2 separate regions of the Homo sapiens genome follow, and region 1 is linked to region 2. The links are chromatin contacts, found by Hi-C or POLR2A ChIA-PET in ENCODE. All regions are on one chromosome and are shown on one strand. Each heading gives the region's core, a stretch centred on a gene start or an enhancer-like site at or near the end of the contact. The rest is flanking DNA. Distances are from core to core; before and after follow the strand shown.

Evidence for each region. A loop is a pair of places that touch in the nucleus more often than their neighbours do. ChIA-PET counts read pairs that join two places held with the same protein, here RNA polymerase II (POLR2A). Pooled maps may share reads with other maps.
Region 1: a loop to region 2 is called in a pooled map, with 3 times the contacts of the local background. The contact joins the enhancer-like site here to the promoter of SLC43A2 in region 2. A Hi-C loop is called at or near these places in 1 of 168 maps with a recorded cell type or tissue (vagina) and 1 of 50 pooled maps. POLR2A ChIA-PET finds 5 or more read pairs at or near these places in 2 of 52 experiments (H1 and HEK293).

The regions. Positions count from the first base shown.
Region 1 is chr17:2,213,961-2,217,127 of GRCh38, reverse strand. The region is part of intron 10 of SMG6 (SMG6 nonsense mediated mRNA decay factor); the gene reads left to right. Among named protein-coding and RNA genes, the nearest start is that of SMG6, 88 kb to the left of the region's middle. RefSeq lists enhancers at 756-965, 1,328-2,176, 2,531-3,167 and a silencer at 1,276-1,325. Within about 2 kb of position 1,432, at least 33 of the 41 ENCODE cell types and tissues checked have a DNase peak (open chromatin) inside an H3K27ac peak, as active enhancers do.
Region 2 is chr17:1,627,397-1,630,844 of GRCh38, reverse strand. It overlaps SLC43A2 (solute carrier family 43 member 2), which reads left to right and starts at 2,011. Exons shown (of 14, transcript NM_152346.3): 1 at 2,011-2,051; 2 at 2,925-3,130. The coding sequence starts at 2,971. RefSeq lists enhancers at 2,763-3,300, 3,301-3,448.

The DNA of each region.
Region 1 (3,167 bases), core at 183-2,682, 590 kb before region 2:
AACCATTTCCAAACCTGTTTCTACGTCCAGTACCTTGTGGATGGAATACATTTAATAAATGTTTGTTGAATTAAACTTTCCTGCCATAATGTGTTCGCCACTGATTGCCAGTGTTTCTCCCCTTCCCATAAAGGAAGATTCTGTTTCTTATTTTGAACTTGAATTTCAAAAGAAGCAACTTAGGTTTTGAGGGTATACCAGTTGTCTTGTTTTTTTTTGACATTTTGACATTACTGATTCTTCTAACTCTTCCTGCATTCCAGAAGAACTAACAACCTCATAGATCAATTAGGGAATATTTAGCTCATCTTGAAAATGGAATTATTTTAGCTTCATAAAATGCATAAATCCCTCAACTAGAGTATGTCTCCATGGGGACAAGAGACTATATAATATTTTAGCAAATTCCTAACAATGTTCAAGGCTAACTCCAAAATTAGATGCTTATTCTCACAAAAAAGGGCCAGAAATTTTGAAAAAGTTAGGTGCCTAATCAGTGATTGATTGATTGATTTTCTAAGGTCTGAAAATGTATAAAGAGTTTAGGCAAATAAGAAATTAACAGATTGTTGATTTAAAAAAATTATGTCTTATAGGTAAGTATTTGTGCCTTGCAAAATGTTAATACCTTAGAATTATATTTTTAAAAAATTCTGTAAGACTTCCATGATGATGAAGTCATCAGAATCCCTTTGAGATGGTAATGTTACAGTAGACTGCTTTGAGAAATCACGGTTTAAATCTTCAGCCTACTTTTTCCCCCCCTTTTCTTAGCCCCAAACTGTGGGGACCTCTCTCTCTCCCTCTGAAGACAGTAGAAAGCCAAATCTGTAAAAAAAATTCCTATTACCTCACTAATGCTCTTGACCCCATTCCTTGGATACCTTGGTTGGTCCCTTCCAAGGGAGATTGGGGTAGCTGCTTTACCATCGTGGTACCTGCCATCTGAGTTTCCACCTTGCCCGAGATCCCTGAAGGCCAAAAATTTCTGCCTACTGGGAAGAGGCAGAAATACCTCTATGTGTGCGCTGTTTCTTTAAAAGAAAGTGTAGCGGAAGTGATGCTGCGGGGAACATCTGCACTCAGGGCTGAGGGAGAGCGCGAGATGCACTGCAGCTGGTGTAAGGCCCTGGCAGGCTGAGGCGCTGCTGTCTATAGGGGTTTACTTCTGTCTGCATTGAAACATGGCTTGGGAAGGGGTTGGTGGCCTGCTGCCAGCCTCGGTTAGCCTGCCCTTCTCTTTCCTCTTTCCTCCTCGCCGCCCCCCACCCACCCTCACTCCCCTCCCTCATGCTTTAAAGTCGCATTTCCAGGCCAGACGTAGAATTAATCTCTGGGCACTTCACATTGCTGGCAGCTGAAAGCAGGATGTGGGATCTTTTTTTCTCTCTCTTTCTCTCTCTGCGTCTTGGCTGACTTTTTTACCTCTCGAAGAATTTGGAAGGCCGTGAGATCCCCCCCCACACACACAAGTACTGTGGAGTTTTTCAGCACGCTGATCACCCTGCTGCGGCTTCACCCTAATAGACTTCATATGTTGATGCAGTTGACATCAGTATCAAACTATTTTACATGTGATCTGGTGTATTTCCTGAGGAAATCTGCAAGATATTTATTAAGAACTAATAAAATAAACCTCTCCATGAGTTTTTAGGTAGTTTTCAATTTTTCATGTCTGTCTCGTTTCCTCTTATCAATGAGTTGCTATTTTCTCTCTCTACTCTGACCATCGCAAAAGGAAACAAAAATAAATGTTTTAAACTGTTCCTGAAGGGACAGAGAGAGAATAGTTCTGCCATGATGTATCAGCCGGGACTGTATTTTTAGTGCAGCATTGTAGAAACTAAAAATATCCTGTTATAGTAGATCCTTTTTATAGGTCTGTGTGTGTGTGTGCGCGCGCGTGTGTGTGTGTTTATAATGTACGCACAAGTGCCTTTGTGCATCAGCAGCCACTCTTCACATTACAGCTGGACTCCATTAGTCCTTGAAAATTAATGTAATCCTAGTTAAGAAAAAAATTAATTACTGTACCAGAGCTGTGTTTTATCCAAAGCTAGTGTTAGCTCCCTAGCTGGCAGCTTAGTTTGAGAGGCTCCAGGGCCCCGTGGAGTTGTGGCTTTGGTATCGCAGCATTGGCTGCTGTGTTTTTCCTGTCGAGAGCATTCCTCAGTTCTTTAGGGCTAGACATGTGGCATGCAGAAAGTAACCACAGACCCCTCTGCCTCAGTGAAATATTATGTTCCAGTCTGGTCATCCCCCAAAATGGTGTCCGTCACAGGTTTCACTCACCTGCCATAGCAGGTTTTCTTATCAGGTTTCTTTCCAAGAGAGCTACTTCGACAGCGGTATCTCTGTTCATGTTCTTGAGAGGAGAAATAACATTTATCAAAGTCCAGGAGACACATGGAATTTAACCGGGAGGATTTTGCATGGACAATTAAGAATGACAGTCACATTTTGCCCTTACTTTTTGTTTAAGGATTTGACTAGTTTGTTTAATATACACCTTTTATTATAAATGAGTGTGTCAGCGTTGACTGCCGGTTTCTAGTCAGACTTCTCAGCACCAGCCCTGGGTGAGGGGCTGACTGGCTCAGCATGTGAGTAACGTCTCCAGCTTTGTCATCAGTGTTCTGGGAAGAGATACGGGGCACAGCCGAGAAGCCGTTGCCGTCCACCTCGCCTTCACTCTGCAGCTCTTGTGCAATTGCCTGCTCTGTTGTTGTTTGTTTTTCTTCTTCGGGAGCCTGGATTGGGGTGGGGGGGATTGAGAGTGGGGTAGGTAGGAAGATTGCTGTTTCTTTGCTGGTCAGACTCTCCAGGCTCTCTGCGGAGAGTCCAGGCAGGATCTGTCTGACTTGGATTGCAGTTCTCTTTTTCTGCTGAGCTGGGGTGTGGGCAGCCTAGGCCTGTGTAACTCGTGACAGGCCTCCCAAAGTGCCATGATGGCATGGATCCTCGTGGAGCTGTTGAGAACAAAAACAGGGTTAGTGACCTTTTGTTTCTTTTTGGGCATGGGTTCTGAGACTTATCTCTGGGCCTTATGTTCCTGCTAGTGACTCTAGGTCCCCCGGTCCTCTCCCCATCATCCCCTGGCTGACAAATGGTTGAACTCTCAGCTTCCTGTACTTGATCCCCAAACAGTGTAGTTCAGTAAAAGTAGT
Region 2 (3,448 bases), core at 762-3,261:
TCACAGCGACTGCCTAACAAATGTCTGATGAAAGGATGGTTCTCAGCAGGGCACTGTGAGTCATGCCTGTAATCCCTGCACTTTGGGAGGCTGAGGTGGGAGGATCACTTGAGCCCAAGACTTCAAGACCAGCCTGGGCAACAGGGCAAGACCCTATCTGTACAAAAAATACAAAAATTAGCCAAGTGTGGTAGCATGCACCTGTGGTCCCAGCTACTTGGGAGGCTGAGGCAGGAGGATCACCTAAGCCCAGGAGGTCGAGGCTGCAGTGAGCTATGATCATGCCACCACACTCCAGCAGTCTGGGTGCCTGAGATCCTGTCTCAAAAAAAAAAAAAAAAAAAGAAAAAGAAAAAAGACAGGGTTCTTGGTATCTAACTTCAGTAGACAGTAGTAGTATGGTTATCTGAGAGAAAATGTGGAGGACAGTTCTGGGGGATATTTGAGGCATGTTTGAGCCCTGCAGCGCCGTCAGGCTGCTCAAAGAGGAGGGAAGGGTGAAGAAAGAGATTTTTCAGATGGCAGTTGAAACCTTGGGAGTGGGAAGGGTTCCACAGGGTGAGGAACCGGGTAGGCTACCAGCTGGAGCCGCCCCCCAGCAGGCTGACAGCTCCAAGCGTTGTCTGGGGGAGGTTGCCCTCGCCAGGTGGCCCGGGCGGATTCTAGACAGTAGGGGGCACACTCGGACTGGGGCAGGTGGAGCAAGAGGCGTTTGGGGCTCCCACAGCCCTGGGGTGGTGGTGGGGTTTTATTTTTGGTTTTTATTTTGGTAGAGATGGTTCTCGCCATGCTGCCCAGGCTGGTCTCAAACTCCTGTCCCCAAGTGGCCCTCCGACCTTAGCCTCCCAAACCGCTGGGATTCCAGACGTGGACACCGCGCGGCAGCCCTGGGGTGCTAAGCCAGCCCCCCGGAGCGAGCCAGGGTGACCAAGGCGATTCTGGGGCAGTCAGAGGGTCTTCCCGGGTCGGGTTAGTGCCTCGAATCCGGGGGACGAAGACGGGGAGCTGAGCTTTCGGAGCCCGGGCTTATCAGACGGGGACCCGGAGCCCCCTCGAACCCTCCCTAGCTTGTACCAGCTGGCGGACGTGGCCCGTAGCATCGCCCTGCAGAGGGGACCTTCCCTGAAAGGGACGGGGAACGGGGTGAAGGTGGCCAGCGCGGGCAGGGAGCACCCAGATGACGATCAAGGGTGGAGGGTCCCCGGAGGACCGAGCAGTGCGTGAACACGGGCGGAGAAAGGTCAGTCTGATGGGGGGAGCTCAGGAGACCCCATCCTAGGACGGGACAGACCAGCCCCAAATCCCCTTGCAGATTTCCAAGGGCCAACTTCCAGGGACCGGGCAGACGCCACCGGGGAGAGGGGAAGGGGTCGGTGCATCAGCGGGGGGCGCCACGGCTGGACCGGGTCCGGGATCCCAGGCCCCGAATACGCCGGGACGGGAACCACCGGGGCGGGGGAGCGAGGAACCAGGACCCAAAGCCCGAGGCGGCGGGGACGGCGGCGCTGCGTGGGGAGGAGGCGGGGTGGGGATTCGAGAGTGGAACCACCGTGCGGAGCCGGCGCATCTGGGCGTGGTGACCCGCGCGCAGGGGGCAGCTGGGGACGGCGGGGCGGCCGCGGGAGAGCCCGGCTGGGGGCGCTGGTGGCCCGGCGGCTTCTGGGGGGAGTCCGCTGGGGGCCGGGACGCGGAGCCGGAGCCCCAGCCTCGCAGGGTCAGGCCGCTGGAGAGGCCGCGGGGCGATGTCGCCGGGGATTCCCGGCCGCGCTGTGACTCGGGTTGAAGGCTGCAAAGCCGAGGCCCGGCCCGCAGCGCCCAGGCCCCTCCCGTCCCCCATCTCTCTTGTTTGTCTCCGAGTCCGGCCGGAACCGGCTTCTGCTCGCGGCGGGGCGGGCGGGGGGCTGGCTGCTGATTGGTCGACGCCTGTTTCCAGCCCCGCTCAGCCAATCAGCGGGCGGCAGTGTTTTCTTCTTGGGGTCGGAATAAAAGGGCTGGAATAAAAGAGGGCAGAAAAGGCGCCGGGCGGGCCCGACACACGCCGGAGGAGCCGGGTGAGCTGCAGCAGGGAGGGGATCGCGGCCGGGGCGAGGGCGCGGGGGCAGAAGCGGCCGCCGAAGGGGCGTAGGGAGAAAACGTGGGAACGAGGAGAGAGATGGAGCGATGAGGGGCCGCCAGGGAAGAGATGACGAACAGATGCGGGCTGGGGAATGGAGGCGCGGGGGTCCGAGGCCATGGAAACGGGCGAGTTGCCGGGGGAACGCCCGAGATGGGGGTCGCGCGGCTGGCTCGCGCCACCGGTTTGAACCGGCTCCTCGTCTCCCACGCTGGGTTCGCGTGGCCGCAGCGCCTAGCGACCTAGACGGCGGCCAATGGCGCGGCAGTTCCTGCGCCGTCCGGCCAATGAGCGCGCCGGGGCGGGCCGTTCCGTAGGTCTGGGCGCTGATCTTGTGGTTGAAGAAACCAGCTCTGGGGAAGGGTCTCGGGCGCGGGCGGGAGGGCACCTGTCAGGGTCCCTGGGAGAGGCAGCCCTCGGATCTGCCCCTGCCCACCTCACGCTGCGTTCCATGCTGGCCCCAGGCGATGTCAGTCCTGCTGCAGGCCAGGACTAGTTCCACGGCCCTGAGCATGCGTTAGCCCCTTCTTGCCTCCATGCCTCAGTTTACCTCGGAGTGAGCTGCGGGAGACGTCTCCCTGCCTGGCCGGGGCGGCTCTGTCGTAGCGGAGGGCAGCGGTACGAGCCGGCCGCGGGCTCGGGGTGTCCCAGGTCCGGGCAGGGCTGGGGTTCGCTTCCTCTGCTGCGCGCACCGGCCGCCGCGGCCGGGGAGGGGTGGCAATCCCGAGCCCTGCGGCAGCGGTCGGGGCTGCTGGGGGCGGCCGCAGGGGCTGGGCAAGGGCCGGCCGCTGACGCCGAGTTCTGTGCGCAGGTGGTGCAGAGCCGGAGCCGGAGCCGGAGCCGCGCCGCGCCGCACCATGGCGCCCACCCTGGCCACTGCCCATCGGCGCCGCTGGTGGATGGCCTGCACGGCCGTGCTGGAGAACCTCCTCTTCTCGGCAGTCCTCCTGGGCTGGGGCTCGCTGCTCATCATGCTCAAGTCAGAGGGCTTTTACTCCTACCTGTGTACCGAGCCAGGTGAGACAAGCGCCTGGGGTTGCGGGGGGCTCCTGGAGCTGGGGCTTTGGGAGGGGGCGGGATGGGGGCGAAGACCTAGCGAGCCACAGCACCGCATTGCCCAGTGCCTCTAGGGTATCAGAAGGCCCATCTGATCCTCACCCAGCCCTGCCGGGTACTTGTCATTGCCCCTGTTTTGTGGACGAAGACATCGAGGCTCAGAGCGATCTGTCTTGCGCAAGGCCGCAGAGCCTGGGCCTGCCATCCACCCAGAACCCCACCTGCTGTCCAGGGTGTTCCTTCCACCCGCTACGAACAGTGCTGGACTGCTCTCCTCTC